Regions from separate parts of the Homo sapiens genome. Here region 2 is linked to region 1. Evidence: chromatin contacts called from ENCODE Hi-C or POLR2A ChIA-PET data. All regions are on one chromosome and are shown on one strand. Each heading gives the region's core, a stretch centred on a gene start or an enhancer-like site at or near the end of the contact. The rest is flanking DNA. Distances are from core to core; before and after follow the strand shown. Region 1 holds the start of LINC01392 (long intergenic non-protein coding RNA 1392). Region 2 overlaps LINC01392 (long intergenic non-protein coding RNA 1392).

What was found. A loop is a pair of places that touch in the nucleus more often than their neighbours do. ChIA-PET counts read pairs that join two places held with the same protein, here RNA polymerase II (POLR2A). Pooled maps may share reads with other maps.
Region 2: a loop to region 1 is called in a map of PC-9, with 5 times the contacts of the local background. The contact joins the enhancer-like site here to the promoter of LINC01392 in region 1. A Hi-C loop is called at or near these places in 2 of 168 maps with a recorded cell type or tissue (PC-3 and PC-9) and 2 of 50 pooled maps. POLR2A ChIA-PET finds 5 or more read pairs at or near these places in 2 of 52 experiments (MCF 10A and PC-9).

What each region holds. Positions count from the first base shown.
Region 1 is chr7:115,229,448-115,233,898 of GRCh38, reverse strand. LINC01392 (long intergenic non-protein coding RNA 1392) reads left to right here and starts at 2,544. Exons shown (of 5, transcript NR_126407.1): 1 at 2,544-2,716.
Region 2 is chr7:115,144,326-115,149,202 of GRCh38, reverse strand. All of the region lies in intron 2 of LINC01392 (long intergenic non-protein coding RNA 1392), which reads left to right. Among named protein-coding and RNA genes, the nearest start is that of LINC01393, 68 kb to the right of the region's middle. Within about 2 kb of position 3,567, at least 4 of the 41 ENCODE cell types and tissues checked have a DNase peak (open chromatin) inside an H3K27ac peak, as active enhancers do; they include PC-3 and PC-9, where a contact is called at or near this core.

The DNA.
Region 1 (4,451 bases), core at 1,295-3,794:
TCCTCTCAACAATCCCCTGAGCGCCCCCAACACACACAACACACATACACACACCGGAAGTGACAGGGTTTGACAATTATGCTGAATACAAGAGCTAATTTTTTGTTGCTGTTGAGACAGAGTTTCGCTCTTTTTGCCCAGGCTAGAGTGCAATGGCACCATCTTGGCTCACCGCAACCTCCGCCTCCTGGGTTCAAGTGATTGATTCTCCTGCCTCAGCCCCCTGAGTAGCTGGGATTACAGGCAGGTGCCACCACGCACAGCTAATTTTGTATTTTTAGCAGAAACAAGGTTTCTCCATGTTGGTCAGGCAGGTCTTGAACTCCTGACCTCAGGTGATACACCTGCCTTGGCCTCCCAAAGTGCTGGGATTATAGGCATGAGCCACCATGCCCGTCCTACAGGAGATAATTTTTAAATGAACTGATCAGTTTGACTGAAAAGGACTGTGATCCACAATGCTTCAGTCCTCAGGGAGGAAGGACAGTTTTGACAGATGCAAATGTCACCAATAAGATTAAAGCAAAAACAATGTGGTCCCTTCACCAACTGCTCCATCCTGTTTCTACCTGGACAGTGGAGATGCTGTACGGTCAGCTAATGAGGCACTTTTTGCAGGTAGAATTGTTCAAGTTGCCCTTCTGAAAGGTCAGTGCTAGGTAGCAGTAAGTAGTCCCTGGCTTTCTCCTTTAGTCACATTTAAATTTTACTTGGCTCATAGCATGCAAGTAATAACTCTAGTCTTTATATTTACATAACATCCTTGTAAATAATGAAAATCAGCATGCAATACTCTCAGGTGAACCATGTTTTTAAATAAATGAAAATTGAAAATAGATTTCATTTCTCACTCAAATGATTGCTGTAGTCTAGTACCTTATTATATCACCAGCATTATTGGAGCCAGAGGGGTATTATCTAGTGTAAAAATTTCAAGCTCACAATCAAGAAATTTGTGTTCTATTCCTACACCAGGCAGCAAAGACGACAACACTATGGGACATTTACTGAAAGACACTATTCTAAGTACTTCACATGTATTATATAATGTGCACAAAATCCCTGTGAGCTAATTCATTTTATTATTTCCATTTTACATAGGAAGTAACTGGGACACAGAGCAGGTAAACAACCCACCCAAAATCATGCATTGCTGAGTAGCAGAACTCAGGATTCAATTAGGACACTCTGACTCCATCACTTCCCATACACAGAAGCTGAGGTGACTTTTAAAATATATGTGTAGCGTAAACAACAACCAACCAGAATAGATGCTAGTCTTGGCTCAGGAATAGAGCCCAAGAAAAAACTCGTGCAAAGATATTAACAATTTCTGAAGTAAGGAGAAGAAGCGACAATCCCCGTGTGGGACCAGAGCAGCAGGAAAAGACAGACAGACATTTGGCAGGGTCTGCAGCAACAGCTACCTACTAATCTATACAGAAATTTCTCAGTATTTCAATAAGAAATACAGCCATATTGGTGACACAAAGTGAATATCAACCCTATGATATGTGCACCCCAAATTAATTTACCAACACAGATTCCAATAAGAACCTAGCAACAAATAGAAATAACAGTCATATTCAGGCAATTCCTTTTAGTTTCACTGACTGCCTCTTTTTGGCCTCAAGCACATGGGAATGTGTTCATTTGCAACGTCAAAGTTGTTATCATCTTAAGAAGGTGACTGATCATATGTGAAACACAAGATGGTATGTCAGGATCTGAATTCGTTCTAATACCTTTTAAAAAAAAGTATATAGCTGGAGAATATATTACGTGAACCCTATTTAGAAAATTCCAAGATCTTTTAAAAATATCTGAACTTTGATAAAATCACAAAGGAATAAAAGACATGCTCAGGAATGACTCATAGTAGCACAAAAGATATTTAGCTATATAAGAAAGTTTCATGTTTGAAGAATATTCACTTCTTTCCACTGATCAATGGAGAAAAATGTGCATTCATTTGCTGAGAGCAGAATATGCCCCCAAACAGCAAACCAGGTTTTATATAAGTCACTTTTCATGTTAGCTAAGATTGTGTCAATCATTTAATGGGTTTTAGCTTAGGGATAAATTTTAAGCTGTTATTTTTCTGGTGAAGCCAGCAATAGGAAAATGTATGCTGAGGGAAGGAAAGAAACTGGAAAATTCAGCTAACTTAATAGAAATCTAACATTTGCTATTGCGTTGAATAATTACGTTTTTCAGATCCCTTTGAAGATGAAAGGTTTTGTATTAAACTTTTTTATTACCAGGCTATCATGAAAAAACAAATCCCTACAATGTCTGTGCATTTCTTGTTTTAAAATACGCAAGTGATCTGTTGCCTATCTTTATAACAGTGGTTTCTGTTCCAAAGAGCCTTAATCTGGAAAATATATGACATAAACTTAAACAACTGAGAATATTTAAAAATGAGCTATTCAAAAAAACATGCTATTGATACTGTTAGACGTTATGGTAGTTTGTCCACTTAACAAAGAGAAAGGCAGTGTTATGTTGGGTATAGCTATGGTAACTTAGGCAGATGACTCACTCAAAGCCTTTGTTACACTATTTATGACTCACACTTAGTAATGCTCACCCAATTACCTTTCCTAGTATATCTTCATCTTGTTAAAGTGTATGAGAACTGCTTTGGAGAGTCTAATAAGTCCAAATGAGCATTAAAAAGGAGAGAGAGTAGGAGAAGTATCTCTTGAGAAAGGTGAGTCCTTCCTATAAACTCTGGGTTTTATTATGGGCTTGCAAGCAGTACTAGAATCTGGTGTAACACATGATGACCAGATCTACTTTGTATTCAGGGAAGTCAATGAGTTCTCTAAGTGGCATGAAGCTAAGTACACCCACATAGTTTCTGAGTACATCAGTTCTTCAGTGTACATTAAGCCTTTCCAGATTTATCCACAGAGGTTGGCTGTTTGCCAGAATTCAGATTCTGTTCTGTTGTGCAGTGGGCTGAGTATTCCCAGGTGCCAGCAGAGTTTTATGCCTAGTCCTTATTTACAGTTTTTCTTAGAATTGCTTTGAAGTGTGAACAATCAAGTTGCAGCATGCTGTAAAGTTCTTTCCACATGAGCCCTTTATTTCATTTTCTGTTACAGCTCTGAAGCCTTCTCAAAACAGAAGTATTTATCTACAACTATTAAAATGCATTTGGGATGATAAATTCCTTATAAATACTTTTACATAATTTTATTCTCTTTATGAATAAGACAAAAATATAAACAGCCAATTGTATTCTTTCTCTACTACTTCTCCTCAAAAGGAGTAGTATTTAGCAAGGTGTTTGACTATTAATTATTAAAATGTATAAAATATTCTGTGGCTTAATAATACCTACAAGATGGGGCTTGCAAACACCTTGTGTATAATCACAATTGCGTATTATTTGGAATTCCTAACAAAGCTTCTAATACTGATATGATAACTAATTTGTAGCACTAAATATCACCTTTTTGGAAAGGAAGTACCTATAATAGCCTGCACACAAACCATGCCTAACATCCTTTTTCCTAACCACTATCATTTTCAGATATTCCAAACTAAATGCAGATTTTTTGTTTCCAAGCTCTATATTACCTTAAGATCAAAAGCTCTGACTTGAATTGTGTGCAAGGAGGCCAAAAAGCAGCCCAGTTCCCCAGTACTCTTTCCAAACACCACTCGGAGGTGACCAAAGGCTCAGCATCTGTGGACAGCCATTTGGAAAGCCTAGTGGGGTGAAACAGATAGCCCCAGCAAAAAAAATGGAAATAAGGGGCTCCCCTAGAAGCCGGGTAATGAATAAATTTTTCAAATTTATAAAGAACTTGGCATTTCCATTTAAAAGATGCTTTATGCTAGATACATTTTATCTTTTTTAACCCTGGATTTTGTGCTTGTTTGCCAAAAAATCACAGTCTACGTTGTGAGAATAGTACTCAAAAATAGAAGTGGTCTAGTAAGTGGTGGAGACCAGTGAGTTGCATAACCACATCAAAGGGTTGCACCTCTGTGTTATGCTCTTCCAATTTGCAGCTCTAACAAACTTTGATTTATGGTGCCAAGAGGGCCCTGTGTGGATGACTTCTGCTCCTTTCAGAACTTTTAATCTTTATTTTTAAATGTCACAATTCTAAATGATTTTTTCGGAGTTAGCCCCAGATAAATGATTCCTGGGAAGACCGCGGCGATGATCCTGAGCCCACTTGCACTTGTGGTTGATGGCACATTAAGCAATAATGCTGATAACGTGCTGCAATCAGTACCTATAGCATTTTCACCTGACCTCAAAATGAGGTTAATGCAGAAGACAAATAGAAGGGAAGCACATGCCCCATTTTTTCATCAGGCTGTTACATAAATAACAGATAAACATGCTTCTGTTCAAACCACATCAGAGCGGAAGAAAATGCTGCCAACTTCAAGCCGTCAAAGACTTAAAAATGCTGTTGTCAAAT
Region 2 (4,877 bases), core at 2,318-4,817, 86 kb after region 1:
TTTTTGTGGTGGGGGTGGGGGATGATCTGGATGGGACACTGGGAAGTACGGAGGATGCTTATCCCACCTTAAGGCATTTGTGGTGTGAGAGAATGTGTAATCTCACTCAAATGGGCAATCCTGAAACCTCTAACTGTAGGGACTGCTAGGTGTCTAGGATGATTAAGAAGGAAAGGAAACATTCCACGAAGGGTTTAGGGATGCAGGAGTAACAGGATTCAGTTGGCCAAGTGAAATGTGTCAGGAGAGAAGTACAGTGGAAACAGGAGCCAGACGAGGTAAAGCACAGGGCAGTATGGGAAAGAAGGTACTAGGGACAGAGTAAAGGTATTTGAATATCCAGTGATGGCAGGAATAGCGGGTTTATTTGTTTCCTAAAATATTCTGATGAGGTAACCATGGATAGCCAGACAATGGGCCAATCCCAAAGGCATTCAGATCATTTCCAGTAGAAAGGAAAGCAGATAGCAAGGAGAAAAATAAATCAGGTTTCTGAAAAAAAGATGACAGGGAATCAAACAGATTTTATGAGTTCACCATTTGGTTTAGGAGGATACCTCGTTGTCATCCAGCCTTTGTTAATTCTTTTTGAGACTCAAATAATAAAGTAACTGTGATTTGCATGTACTTTTTTTTTTTTTGAAACGGAGTTTTCACTCTTGTTGCCCAGGCTGGAGTGCAATGGCGTGATCTCAGCTCACTGCAACCTCCATCTCCCGGGTTCAAGTGATTCTCCTGCCTCAGCCTCCTGAGTAGCTGGGATTACAGGCATCCACCACCATGCCTGGCTAGTTTTTGTCTTTTTAGTAGAGATGGGGTTTCACCATGTTGGCCAGGCTGGTCTTGAATTCCTGACCTCAGGTGATCCACCTGCCTCAACCTCCCAAAGTGCTGGGATTACAGGCGTGAGCCACTGTGCCTGGTTTGTACATACTTTTTAAGTCAGGCTTTTCATATGTTACATCTAAAATCAATGTCAAAAAATATCCACTCACTGGATCTTGTCACACAAACTCTTGTCATCAACCGCGGCATCTCATTGTCCTCAACCTCTTAAATGAACTCATTCATTCCAATCACCATACTCTGTTCCCTGGCTCCAGAACACATCCTCTCTTTCTTTATTCCTGGTCTAGGATATTTGTTATTGTCTCTCTGCTTTTCCAAACTCCACCTTCTTTCAGGATCAGGCTCTAGCACCCAGTCATCCATAAGCCCTTCCCTGAAGAGCAGCCCTCAGAGCATTTTTTAAGTCCTATACATGTAAATGATTTACATAGGTAAATGTAGTGATCTACATAGATGCTCCCTTGCCTTGTTATTTTACCTTCAATATATGTCCCCTGCCTTTCCAAACAGACTGTAAACCTCTCAAGGGCAGGAGCCGTATCCTATGCCCTTTCCCATCCTCGGTTCACATCATGGTGCTCTCCCATAGCAGGGTTGCAATATAATTGCTATGTTGCAAGAGAATTGGGGCCTGTGCATTGGGCTAGAAAAAATGCCTTAACCAAAAGAGTGCCTCTCAGGAGGAACTTCAGGTTTCATAGCAAGCTAGTGAACTATTTAGGAGCAGAATGGCCTTTTTATATCCTTTAAATTATACAAGTTAGTTAGAGGGCCAGCCCTGGCAGGAGGAGGATTATCATAAAATGTATATTTAAAAATAAGAATAGTTATATTTTGAAAATTTAATTTTGAGTCTTGCTAACAGTAACCTTATGAGAAAATACCCAAGTAAGTATTGGGCACTTCTTTTGAGTGATGCCATTAATATTTACTAAATTAATGAAATCTGAAGATTCAGTCCTAATAATGGCATGAAAGTTGCTTTTCATCCCAGGATGTTCTTTGAACAACTGCCTCACATCTGAGCACACATCCGTGCTTACAAAAGGAAAAAATAAAAGGGAAGATGAGTAAAGCGGCCACCTGCCTAAGCCAGTCTGGACGTGAGCACTTTGTGCTGAGCAGCTGCTGTAGAGCTTCTTCCTCACAGCTGGAAAATGACTGTAGATTAAGGGGGTGATCACACAGCTGGCTAGGGAGGTTGCTATGTCAGTACCCTCTAGTCCTCTCCCTTGGCTCTGCTTACTTAGCTCTGGCTATATCAGGAATGGCAGGTGCATGAAAGAATCAAACTCCCCAGAAGACAATGGTCAAATCAACTGTGAAAGTTTTCGATGTATGTATAAATTCTTGATACTTTCTTCAGGGCATAGGCTAATACCCCCAGTAATCACTCTTCCCAGACCACATTTTTAAGGTGAGATGTAGGATCAAACAACAAAATATAATATAAAATTAAAATTAAGATCCAAGAAGCTTAGTAATGAATTAACATCTAAAATTGGGAAATAGGTTGTTTCCTCTGGGGCTGTATCCTCTGAGTTTTTTGACACAAATTTCAGGCAATAGAAAATAAATGGAGACTAATAGGACTCGATTTATAAGTTAGGTTAATTTAAGAACTTAAAGAGACAACAAATGCACAAAAAATAAAAATGTGGAGCAAAAAAATATGCTCAGAGTTTCCATGAAGCTACCACTTTAACACTGCAACAACTCAAAAATATATAGTTGTTATGTGAAAGGCACACAAGGAAAGGGGGCTAGAATGGAATGGAAATGTTTAAAAATAAAATTGTTATTCACACAACAGGGAATGCACGTAAACTCCTGCTACATAAAGGTATTTCCATTATCCAAGAAAATACAAACATTTATCTCTCTGCTCTAAGGCTACCTGTTTGAATGCACTAAATACCTACTTCTGCCTCCAGGCTACTGGCACAGAATCAGGTCAAGAGGTATGAGCACTTACAATTTTTTCCTTCCTGTTTAAAGAATTATGCAGACATATTCAAAAAATCTCCCTCAGACTCCAGTTTTTTTAATCTAAACTTAGGTTAAACCTGAAAAACTGGTTTCCTGTCACGTATTACTTTCCGCCCAAATGCTGGTTTACTACATCATGTAGGTGTTCAGATTTGAATTCTGAGGAGAGAATGTAATAGTCTCTAAAGTTTAGTAAAATAAAGTTTTCATGGGAAAAATTAGTGGAGGAAATATGAAGCTAATAAAAGCAATTATGGGTAAAAATCTTTGTGACTTTGGAATGAAGAAGGACTTGTTAAGATCCAAAAAGGCCAGTAGGGCAAAGATTAAACCAAAATTTAGAATTTCTGTTTGTCAAAATTACCATAGACTAATGGTTGACAGACCAGGAGGGTGGAAGAACTTTTCAAAACCAAGAGTTAATTAGGAATTAATATTGGCACCCCAAAAGAGTTTCTTACAAGAAGTCAAGGAAAAGACTGGAAGCCTGATAGAAAAAAAAAAAATGAGCAAAAGACAGGAAGAGGAATTCAGATTGGAATGCAAATAGCTGAACAAATATTGAAGAATTGCTCAACCTAATACTAGAAAAAAGTTCAAATTAAAATACCCCTTTATATCCATCAGAGTCACAAAAATTAGAAGTTGAGTAATACCAAGAGTTAGCCAAAATGTAGAAATGAAATTAGCACAGTCATTCTGGAGAACAATCTGGCAGTATTTAGTAAAAATCAGAGTGGTGTAACCAATGACCTAGTAATTCGTCTCCAGAGTATATCCAGAAAGAATCACTCACACGGTTGCCTAAAAACACATAAGTAAAGTATGGTAAATGCATACCATAAAATATTATGCCTTGCTTAGAAGCAATGAACTAGAAATACAAATAAACATGGAAAGATCTTAAAAACATAGTTTAAGCAAAAGAAAAAAGAAAATAAAAGGTCTAAACTATCATGCCATTTATACAAGTTAAAAATGCATAAACACATAAAATATGGTGTATAAAAGAAAAAAGTGAAATCTATGGAAACAAATGAGTGGCTTTAAGAAAACTCCAGTACTTAAATATTGTAAATATTAATTAAGGTTAAGCTCACATTTAATCTTAAAGCACTATAGTTATTATTATATTTTCTCATATTCCCTACTGTATAGTAAATGTAGAGTGGTAAGCTGTATTCGTTTATAGAGCGCATTCTTTCTTTAGGGAGAGGTCACAGCTCTTCTAAGACCAGGATTTCTGGGGTCCCACCTTTCTCAATTCTGCTACAGGAAAGCAAAAGCTAGAGGCGATCTGAGTCAGGGACAGAGTTGAACAGAAGCTTTTACCCCTACTTTCTGTGAAAATTTATCACTCTGAAAATTTTTCGAAAAGTTAGTAAAACTTATTAAATATCCATCATAAATAAAGTCTGTAAAATAGGGATTATGTCACTTTGTCAAAACTATCTCTGTTTTGGCAAAAACAGAAATAGTGTTTGTCACTACAAAAGTTTTTCACATCCCATGTCCAAATATATAACAAAATTTTATTAAAATTTATTAAATTTATATTAAAATAAGTCAACAGTCTATATTGTAAATCGACATGCCATGGAGTAGAAAGCTGAAATGCAATAAATAAAATTAAATACATAAAGACATAAAAGAGCCCACACAGAGAAAGCATTTAAGTGCAATATAGTCCAGTAACGCTTATAATGCTGACTGCAGTGCAATAAACTTCTTCTACCAATCAATCAACTACATAGAAATAAAGCTGCTTTTATGACTCTATCCCATACTTTATGCACATAAACTCCAAAGAGGTATTTGAGCTTAAGAAAGAAGTTTGAAGCAATATCCAAATTCATTCATATAAAGTGAGGTAAAAGTTGCTATACATTTGGAAAATAAGAAGTACAATAAAATTTAATAAGAAATTTCCCTTGAACATTGGTGCTTAAGGTAAATTAAATTAAATTTTTAATTATAAGAGGAAGAGGCAGTAGAAGATGTCATTATAGATTCTGAAGAGGACCCAAGATATTTTAAGG